Linked DNA regions of Homo sapiens: region 2 is linked to region 1. A link is a contact called in ENCODE Hi-C or POLR2A ChIA-PET data. All regions are on one chromosome and are shown on one strand. The core of a region is the stretch at or near the end of the contact, and the rest is flanking DNA. Distances in the headings are between cores, read along the strand shown.

The links. Hi-C counts contacts between places; a loop is a spot of excess contacts on that map. ChIA-PET counts read pairs that join two places held with the same protein, here RNA polymerase II (POLR2A). Pooled maps may share reads with other maps.
Region 2: a map of dorsolateral prefrontal cortex shows a loop between it and region 1 (6-fold over the local background). The contact joins the promoter of TFDP1 here to the promoter of GRTP1 in region 1. A Hi-C loop is called at or near these places in 1 of 168 maps with a recorded cell type or tissue (dorsolateral prefrontal cortex) and 1 of 50 pooled maps. POLR2A ChIA-PET finds 5 or more read pairs at or near these places in 1 of 52 experiments (WTC11).

What each region holds. Positions count from the first base shown.
Region 1 is chr13:113,360,885-113,366,185 of GRCh38, forward strand. GRTP1 (growth hormone regulated TBC protein 1) reads right to left here and starts at 3,246. Exons shown (of 8, transcript NM_024719.4): 1 at 3,136-3,246; 2 at 2,878-3,026. The coding sequence starts at 3,167. GRTP1-AS1 (GRTP1 antisense RNA 1) reads left to right here. Exons shown (of 2, transcript NR_120385.1): 2 at 675-984. RefSeq lists a silencer at 2,830-3,124 and enhancers at 4,112-4,805, 4,806-5,301.
Region 2 is chr13:113,581,770-113,587,070 of GRCh38, forward strand. It overlaps TFDP1 (transcription factor Dp-1), which reads left to right and starts at 2,984. Exons shown (of 12, transcript NM_007111.5): 1 at 2,984-3,119; 2 at 4,005-4,080. The coding sequence starts at 4,069. RefSeq lists enhancers at 833-1,806, 1,807-2,778, 4,756-5,301 and silencers at 2,747-3,076, 3,447-3,816.

The DNA of each region.
Region 1 (5,301 bases), core at 1,996-4,495:
CGGATCACTGGAGCTCAGGAGTTCGAGACCAGCCTGGCCAACAAGGCAAAACCCATCTCTCCTAAAAACACAAAAATTAGCCGGGCATGGTGGCGAGTGCCTGTAATCCCAGTTACTCAGGAGGCTGAGGCAGGAGAATTGCTTGAACCTGGGAGGCAGAGGTTGCAGTGAGCCGAGATTGCGCCACTACCCTCCAGCCAGGCTGACAGAGCTAGACTTTGACTCAAAAAAAAAAAAAAAAAAAAAATTAAAGCAAAAAGAAGAAAGTTGTTACTTCAATAAAAACAAAATGAAATTTTTAGAAAGAGTTGATAGAGACCAATGCTAAAAAAAAAAAAAAAAAAAAGCAAAAACAAAACTGTTGACTTAGGTGTAAAATAATTGCAAAGGAGTGGGGAAAAGAATAAAAATCTGGAGGATTTTGCATCCGGATTGCTCTTTTCCTTTTCCCTGCTCTTCCCAGAACCCCCTCCCAAGTCCATATTGGAAAGTGGGGGCAATGTGCTGAGTGGTTCCCTAAAAAGGAAAATATGGAACCCAAGTTAGCAGCTCCTGGTCGAAGAAAAGGACAGCAATAGGACAGACCCAAATGGCAAAGGCAAAGACGGGAGAATGACTGTGCAGTTGTGTTTTCTGTAAAAACAAAAATTTATGCACAACCATACATCTTTCAGATTCTCCGCTGTAACCAACCTCCAGGTCACAGCCACAGGACTTCCCACGGACTTCCCCTGCTCTTAAAGCAAACTGCAGAACCAAGCGTGGACTTCTGCTCCTGAGGGGGACGGAAGGACAGTCCCCTGCGGTCATCTCTATAGGAGATGGGGGCCATGGGTGGGAGAGAAACTCCCTGTTGCACTTTGTAGCCCTCAGTATGATTAAAGTGTTTACCATGTACATAAATTATGCTTTTTAAGTTCACATGTCTTATATACTTTTACGTTACTTTTTAAAATTAAAAGACAGTTAACTTTTAAGAATAAATCAGGCGCAGTGGCTCATGCCTGTAATCCCAGCATTTTGGGAGGCCAACGTGGGCAGATCCCTTGAGGTCAGGAGTTTGAGACCAGCCTGGCCAATATGGTAAAACCCATCTCTACTAAAAAATAGAAAAATTAGCCTGGCGTGGTGGTAGGTGCCTGTAATCCCAGCTACTTGGGAGGCTGAGGCAGGAAAATCGCTTGAACCCAGGAGGCAGAGGTTGCAATGAGCTGAAATCATGCCACTGCACTCTAGCCTGGGCGACAGAGTGAGACTCCGTCTCAAAATAAAAAAAATAAGAAAATAAAAAATAAATTAGCCAGGTGTAGTGGTGTGCACCTGTAATCCCAGCTACTCAGGAGGCTGAGGCAGGAGAATCACTTGAACCCAGGAGGTGGAGGTTGCAGTCAGCTGAGATCGCACCACTGCACTCCAGCCTGGGCGACAGAGTGAGACTCTGTCTCAAAAATAAATAAATCAAAAAGAATAAATGAAAAGGAAAAATAAAGACACACGTTCCACTGGAAACATGTGAACATGCAGAGGCCACAGGGATGGGACATGATGCATTCGTGGGAAGCATATAGGATATTAACTTCCATCTCTATAAAAAATTTAAAAATTAGCCAGGAGTGGTGGCCACACCAGTGGTCCCAGCTATGCGGGAGGCTGAGAGGGGAGGATGGCTGGAGCCCAGGAGGTCAAGGCTACAGTGAGTGGTGATTGTGCCACTGCACTCAGAGGGATACCCTGTCTCAAATAAATAAATAAAAGCAAAAGTTGATCTTGTCACCCCCTGCCTGGAAAACCTTTAACAGTTGGCTTCTCTGTGCCTGGCCGTGGTCACCACACACCTCCGACCCTCCGCCCAGGTGCAGGGCCCCTGGTTTCATCTCTGTCCTTCCCCACCAGGTCCCTACTGCTCGGTCCCTGGAAGCCCAGCTGCCATTCACATCCCCCTTCTCAGGAAGCCCCCAGGACTCCCCTTTGACCCCACTTCTCTGAGTTCCTAGCTCCAGGGCACACTCCCACCAAGCCCTCACCCCAGGCAGACACTTCATTCATTCACTGAACACACAGGGAAGTCGCCTGGCACTGCCCCAGGTTCTGAGGACTGAGCAGTGAATGAAAAATCCGTTGCAGGGAGGAAGGGTTTTTGACTCCAGCAGGGGCTGTGCTGGGAAAGGCAGAAATGAGGAGGTGCCCTCCGCACAGGGAAGCCTGGGGCGCCCCGGAGGAGGGGGCCCTGCAGCTAACCCCGAGGCGGGCGGGCGGTCAGGCCGGTGCTCACCGCAGCAGTAGGAGGCCTGGGGTCGCGGAGGAGCGGCAGGTCGAGCAGGGCCCTGTGGGTCCCGTCACAAGGACGGAGTCTCGCTCTGTCGCCCAGGCTGGAGTGCAATGGCGCAATCTCGGCTCACTGCAACCTCCGCCTACTGGGTTCAAGCGATTCTCCTGCCTCAGCCTCCAGAGTAGCTGGGACTACAGGCAGGAGCCACCACGCCCGGCTAATTTTGTATTTTTAGTAGAGACGGGGTTTCACCATGTTGGTCAGGCTGGTCTCAAACTCCTGACCTCGTGATCCGCCCGCCTCGGCCTCCCAAAGCGCTGGGATTACAGGCGTGAGCCACCGCGCCCGGCATGGATCGAGTTTTGATCCATCCCGATATGGCTCCCTGCTGGGAGGGACGGGTCTCCTTCGCGTCCGACCCGCCGGCCCATCTCAAAGCGGGAAAACCGGTCCCTGCGGCTGCCCTAGCTCGGAGCCCGCAGCTTCGTCCCGACCTGCCCGGAAAGGTTCCTCCCCCTCCCTCCGCTCCGGGAGCCCGGACTTTGCCCGGCCCGTCCCAGCCCAACCCACCTGCGCCCTCGGGACCCACCTGCGCCCCCGGGACCCACCTGTCCGGCTCCTGGGGACGCCCCCGCCCTGCAGCAGCCGGGACCATTTGATCGCCCTGCGGGTGAGCGTGACCAGGTAGCTGGAGAAAAACTTCTCGTAGGCGGCGTCGTCGAAGTCCTCAGGCCGCTCGAATCCGTACGGGTCGATCCTGCAAAACCGAGAGAAGGAGGCCGGCGTCCCCGAAGTTTCCTCTGGGGGGTCGCGGGCCCGCGCGGGGACCGCAGCCGCCGGGGACGCCCGCACCCCGCGCCACACACCTGGGGACCCGCGAGCGCTCGGCGGGCTGCATGCGGGGAGGGAGGCGCGCACCGAGCGAGGCCAGCGGGTCCCAAGTTCGCCTCCCGGCTCCGGGGCGCTTAAGTCCTTCCGGCGGGACCGCGGGCGCGTGGGGGCGGGGCGGGGAGCGGAGAGGGGCGGGGCTGGAGGCGGGGGCGGGGGGGGGCAGGGCGGGGGGAGGGGCGGCTGGGGGCGGGGAGGACTTGGGGAGAGAGGAGGGGCAGGAGCGGGGGAGGGGCAGGGGAGCACCCAGGGCGGGGGAGGGGCGGGGCTGGGGGCGGGAGGACCTGGGGAGAGAGGAGGGGCAGGAGCGGGTGAGGGGCGGGGGAGGGCCGGGGGAGGGGCAGGGGAGCACCCAGGGCGGGGGAGGGGCGGGGCTGGGGGGGCGGGAGGACTTGGGGAGAGAGGAGGGTGGGGGCGGGGCGGGGCCTGCTCCCGGGGCTTCCGAGGCCGCGGCGTCCCGCGGGCAGAATCGGGGGCGCCTCCCGCAGAACCCCCGCGGCCTGGACCCGGGTGAGAGGAGCTTCTTCTGCGATTCCTTCAAACCTCAGTGCCTGGCCGACCCGACTCTGACACCTGACTCCTATTTTTATTTTATTTTTTATTTTCTCCGCTGCATTTCAAGGCCGAGACCAACACACAAATGAGAAGCCCCCAGGGGCGCCCGCCCGTTCCTGCCCCCCCAAACCAGGGACCGGGGTCCCCCCACCGGCGAGCCAGGCCTGGGAGAATCCGGGGCAGCTCTGGTTCCGAACGGCTTCTTCTCGGTCCGCATCCAATGACATTGTCCTGAGATTTCAGCTGCTTTTCGTGTCCGGGAGGCCCCGGAAATTTGCCAGAACTGCAGATTTTGAATTTTGCTCTGGCGACGTGGCAAAGGGGAGCCCCCAGACGTGAGGCGCTGGGGCGACCTCGCCCTGGGTCCCCCAGGGGTCTGGAGCGGGGGCTCCTCCGACAGGCCTCTCCCCGCCTGTAATTTAGGCCCAGGGCGACCTGGACAGGCCCCAGGAGGAGGCCGTCCCCGGACTCCAGACGCACTTTCCTGTGAGAAGCAGCCCGGCCTCGTCTGGGTGAGGCGAGGATCACAGGCTCAGCGTCCCCTGCGCGTCCGTCAGGGCCTTTCGGAACCAACTTGGGACCTTCCCATGGGTGTTTCCGGAATGTTCCATGCGAGCGCCACCCAGGAGCCTGGTCAGCAGCGTGTGGAACGGACCGGTCCCTAAGTGCGGACTCCCGCCTCTGCCTTTCACCCTTCTCCAGCCCTTGCAAGACCGGGGGGCGGGGTGGGGGTCAGTGCCCAGCGGAGCAGAGCCCCCGACACGGTTCCTCCCGTTCCTAGTCTGCTGGTTCTGGGAACTCCCCAAGCTTTCAGCCCAGCTCCTCAGCACTGGCCTTTGGTAACACGCGGCGTCCCTCATTTGAAAGATCACACAGCCCCCACTCTACGGTCTGACCTCCTTGGGATGTTTAGACCCAAGCCAGGAGACAGGGCCATAGCCTCCTGCCCCTCGGCCTACGGGTGCCCCACAGTCCAGGACTGACAGGTGGGCGTCCGTCCCCAGGGTCTTCGAACCCCGTCTGGGCTCCTCTCTGCCTAAGTCAGTGACTCCCTGAACCCCTCTCGGGCTCTAACTGACGCCCGAATTTCCTATATCGCATCCCTCGCGCTTTCTGGAGCAACAGACACAGTCCTGCTCCCCACTTCCCAGCACCCGGGGTCCTGCGCCCAAATCGCCCCACACCGCGCAGCTTCTGTTCCAACCCCAGGCCTGGAAGCCTCACGGCTCCCCTTTTCCCTAATTCCTGCCTTCTGGCCATGGAGATGGGGTTCTAACCTCCCTTTCCCACCACTGCCGTGGAAAGCAGCGTGGCAGGCAGCACGGACCAGGGGCCGCCAGCTCCCGAGCCTGAGTGTGATGGCGGGACTGCCACCAAGTGTATTTTTGGGCCAGATGTAGGGAGACTGTGGGGGAGCAGGTCAGATAAGAGCGGTGCCCTCCAGGAAGAGTGGAGAGGAGAGATACAGAGAGGCCAGAGCCCCAGGCTCTGTGCAGGGTGGGCAGCCAGACCGAGGCAGCTAGAAAGGTCTCCCGCTCCAGCCCAGGCCTGGCCAAGCCCCAACCTGGGACCTGACTGGGAGACAGCAG
Region 2 (5,301 bases), core at 1,734-4,233, 220 kb after region 1:
ATTAAAACAGGGTTAGAAAATTCTCTCTCTCTGAAAGAGAGGACAGTTTAATGGGGGTGTGGAATTGGTGGGGAGAGTTTGCACCATGCCTGGAGACTCTGGAGCAGACACACACACAGCTTTTGCGAGATGAAGACTTTTCCTGGGAAGGACACGTTCACTTCTAGTAAAACACAGCACAGGCCATTTCCATGTAATATTTGGGACGGTAGCTGAATCTGGTGCCCACATGCACAAAACAAGACAGTATCTGGCCCCAACCATAGGGCTGAACCCAGCCTCTGGCATGTGGTGCAAGTCAACACCTGAACGAGTGCATCATTCAAAGAACCCTATCTCCTAAACAGCCCAGGCTCCAGAGATACAGGGAGGCCAAAGGCTTAGATAAATTCCGAGGGTTATGGGCTTATTTAGGAAGTTTGCATTTCAGCAACCCAATCGAGAGACTGCAAGGCAAGGCAGTGGCTAAAAATATTTGGATCATCAACCAAAATTTTAGAGGGAATTCTGTTAACTTTTGTTAAGAGAAACGAGGGCTTTCTGTGGAACATGTGGCTATGGAGAGGAAAAAGGGAGTAACTTTTTGCCCTTTTCCTAAGCCACACAGAGCACCGTGAGCATTCATTGCCGCAGTGCCTCGTGCGCGTTCGGAGTATCTCAGTACAGTGATTTTTGTGCAGAAACTTCTTTGAATAATATTAGTTATCAGCCATATAAACATTGTTGAATTATCAGAATCCTGAATTTGTGGGGAAGACGTTTAAGACCCCAATTTTGGACCCTACGTGTGTATCCTCCTAACTGGAGCCCCCAGGTCTCAGGGAGAAGTCCCCAGAGGCTGGGAGGGTGTCACTGTTGCCATCAGGGCTCAAATACTGACATTTAGGAACACATAAAGAATCCCTGTGAAACAGAAGGAACGGACCTAGGAAGATAGGGCCATTTGAGGAACATCAGTGTTCTCTAAGTATCTATTTGTGTGAACCAGCTCGCAGAAAGTGAGCGTTTCTGGTAGTCTTCAAAGAAGAAACGGGTGCTAACTTGTAAGCAGTTTAAGCCAAGTGACCAGAGCTTTAGGGGGTGCGGCGTTGCCTGAGGGGCAGGAGTGGCCAAAATCAGCATAAAACGTGCAAAGTGGGCTGTCATGTAATAATACACCGCACAGGCAGAGAGGCCTTTGGTCAGCTCCTCAAGTCCTCTGTAGATGTTCCTTACCCTCGGCGCGCACCAGCCTCTGCCGCCTGCTGTGGCCCTGAACTTCGGACTCTTCTCTGGCCTAGCCCGCCCTTGGCTGGGGTGCTCGGGCCTGGCCCTAGCGGCGGGGCCCTCCAGGGTGGATTAAGTCTCCAAGACTCCGGGACCACCAGGCTCACCATGCAATGAAACTGTTTCTGGAGTTTTCCTGTCCCTGCTTTCCCTCCCGAGTCCCGGGCCAGGCTGCGTCCGGTGGGCACCGAGGACGCCCAGAATTGTTGGGAATCTGGGCGGAGGCCCGTCGTGGGCTTGGAGGCCACCGGGTCCAGCAGAGGCAGAGGCCTCTGTGCCACGCACGCACACACACCTGCTCTCCTCCGTGTGTCCACATACACACGTCTATGCACACACCTGCTCTCCATACATGCACAGCCCCACACACAGTCGGCCCTTTATGTGCACACACACTCGTGCACACAAGCGGCCCCCTCTCCTCCGTGCATACAGGCGCACACACAGCTGGCTCTCCTCTTTGAGCACACACACTCAAGCACACACCCGGCCCCGCTCTTCCAAGTGCACACACACTCCTGCACACACTAGTCCCTGCTCCCCCCCCCACACTCGCGCACACAGCCGGCACTCTCTGCTCCCTGCACACAAACACACATCCTGACATACCCGGCCCCCTACCTGCTGCCCCATGTGCACACACACTAGTGCACACACCAGTCCCCGCTCCCTCACATGCACACACACTAGTGCACACACCAGTCCCCGCTCCCTCACATGCACACACACTAGTGCACACACCAGTCCCCGCTCCCTCACATGCACACACACGAGTGCACACACCAGTCCCCGCTCCCTCACATGCACACACTAGTGCACACACCAGTCCCCGCTCCCTCACATGCACACACTAGTGCACACACCAGTCCCCGCTCCCTCACATGCACACACTAGTGCACACACCAGTCCCCGCTCCCTCACATGCACACACACGAGTGCACACACCAGTCCCCGCTCCCTCACATGCACACACACGAGTGCACACACCAGTCCCCGCTCCCTCACATGCACACACACGAGTGCACACACCAGTCCCCGCTCCCTCACATGCACACACACGAGTGCACACACCAGTCCCCGCTCCCTCACATGCACACACACGAGTGCACACACCAGTCCCCGCTCCCTCACATGCACACACACTAGTGCACACACCAGTCCCCGCTCCCTCACGTGCACATGCACTAGTGCACACACTAGTCCCTGCTCCCCCACGTGCACACACACTCTTGCACACAGCCGGCCCCGCTCCCCCACGTGCACACACCAGCTCCCGCTCCCCCACATGCACACACACTCGTGCACATAGCCGGCCCCGCTCCCCCATGTGCACACACACTCTTGCACACAGCCGGCCACCTCTCTCTCCGGACACACACAGTCAGAGGCGCGCACAAACACAGTCCCTTGGCCGCCGAGCGCACGCCGCGCGCGCGCACTGCCCGTCCCGGCGCAGGCCCCAGCTACATCTCCGCACGCGCACGCGCACACACGGACACGCGCGCACAGCCCCTCCCCGCTCTCCCAGGGCGCGCAGCACTGGCGGGAGGAGCGGGAGACCGAGGAGCAGCAGAAGAGGAGGAGGAGGGCGCCGAAGGCGCGAAAAGGCGCGCAGGCGCGCTGCGCGGAGCGGGCCCGCCGCCGCCCACGTCACCGCGCCGCGCGCACGTCACGCCGGCCCGACGCTCGGCCAGGGTGAGCCCCGCGTCCCGGCGCCACTCGGCCCAGGGCAGGGACCCCGCCACGGCCGGGACCGCCCGGCCCGGCCCCAGCCCGCGCCTCTCCGCGCCGCCCCGCGCTCCGCACCGCGCCCTCTCCGCGTCCCCGCCCGCGCGGCCGGACCGGGCAGCCAGGTGCGGGTGGGCAGGGGATGCCGCGGGAGCCGCGGGCGGGAGCCGGGGGTGCGGGCGGGACCCCCGGCCACCCCATCCCTTGCCCCGGCCGCGTGTAGGCGCCGCGCGGCCCCGACCCGCGCCCTCCCGCGCCCTGCGCGCTCCTGTGCCTCGGGGACCCCGCGCGCTCGGCGCTGGTAGGGGCTCCCCAGGTGACCGCGGGGCGGGGGTCCCGGGCCCGGCCCTCCCGGCCGACAGCAGCGTCCGCGCCCCACGCTGGAGGTGGGGCCGGGGCCGGGGCCGGGGCTGGGGCCAGGGTCGGCCGGAGCGCGCAGGGCGGGGGAGGGGAGGCCGCCCCACGGCGGCCCGCGGGGACCCGGTTCCGGCGCGCGCGGGAGGCGCCTCGTGCGGAGGCGGCCCGAGGCCTAGTGACAGGCGCGCGGCGCGGACCCCGGAAGCCCACCTGTCAGAGTTACCGGTCAGCCGGGCGGGCGCCGCCGGGGTCTGGGGTGGACGCCGCGAGCCTGCACGTTGCGCCGGGACCCCGGGGCTGTGCCCAGGTGGGTGGTGGGGCACCCCCCTGCAGCGGCGGGAGGGAGGCGCTGCGCCCTGGCTCCTGGGGCTCGGCCCCACCCTCGGCCGCTGGGCGGGCCGTCGGGGACCTGGGGGTAGTGGTGGTGACCCTGCGGGCCCGCGGGCCACTTTTCCGCAGGGGGCATTTCCGTCTGGCGAGGCGACTGAAAATCCTGAGTGTGGGAGTCGGTTTGGCCAGCTCCGCTCTCAGGATGGAGGGTGCCTTTGGGAAGGAAGGTCCGCGTTTCCTTTGAGATGTGTTATTTTTTAAACTTCGTTTTTCATTCTTACTTATTTCTTGTTTTTCCTTACTTTTTTTTTTTTTTTTACCAGAAAAATCATTTTTCTTCTCTGGGAAGGTGAACATTTGTAGCATTGATTTCCCGGATCTGGTAACATGGCAAAAGATGTAAGTATGTTTGCTTCATGCTGCACACGAATGTTTGCCTCGCACTAAATTCTTTGTAGTTCTCTGCCTTTATTTCAGAATGACAACACATAAGCTACAGTAGTGTTTATTTTCAGACTTTTAAAGCGTCTGAAGCGGGATGAAGGTGAAAGATGGAAGGATCTGATCTCTGAAGCTGCGGTCACCACCCACAAGTTGTGGCCTTGGATACCACACTGCAGTTGGGTGGTGATGGGGTGGTGCCTTCTGACTTTTTCCTTATCTTTACCGACTGTGTTAATTGATAATTTTAAATAAACGCCTTAATTAAATTGAGGTGGAGGGTGTTGCAGCACCGCAGCGAATCCTGCATTTCTTGGGGGGCTTCCACATGAGACGCTGGACGGGGGCCAGGCTCAGGGCTCAGGCTGTAGCCACCTGCTGGCACCTGTCTTCCTACAGAGGAAGTTAATTCCACTTGGGTGGACCAAGAGCTAAGGACTTGTTTTGGCCACTTTTTTTCTCAGAAGGATGAGATTTCCTGATTTATGAAATCTGGTAAAAAATGCTACTTAGCCTGCTTTGCAGTTGTCATGAAACTATAGAATATTTTGAAAATTTTTTAAAGCCAGAAATTTAGTCTATTTTATTGGTGTGCGGTTCTTTACCGTGCTTGGTTATGTCAGTCACTGAAACACCAGCTGGATTCTTTAGTGTTTCCCACCGTGCATCGTTTTGTAACTGAGTGAAAGGTGCTGTTGATGTGTTTACCTACTTACCGCACAGAGTTGGAAAGAGTCCGCACATGCTGCCTCTGCCTGAGATACATCTGTAGCGAAAATGCGTCCAGAGTGTGGAGCCCTCTCCGTTGGCGCAGAGGTTTCAGTGGTCCCTGCGAGGCCTTTTGGGGTGTCTGCCCTCCCTGACCTGCGACCAGGCATGTCACACGGCATCCCTGCCTTCAAGCACTGGGGTCCCCTTTAGAGAGGGTGTGTGAGCACCCAGGTGGACCCAGTGTGAGTTTTTGAAGTCATATCTGGCTGTGCTGCGAGACTACTTTTATCCTCTCCACTGTGCTTGTCCGTACCATGCCCTGACCTCGTGCGGGCATGCACTCAGAATGCCAGATGTGGGCATGTGCTCAGCGCGCAAGCCATGTTCATTACATCTCCTCATGGTGAGGAGCTGGACCCAGGGCCTCGGTTAGAGCACGCTTCTGGTGTTGTGTGGTTTCCTGTGTGG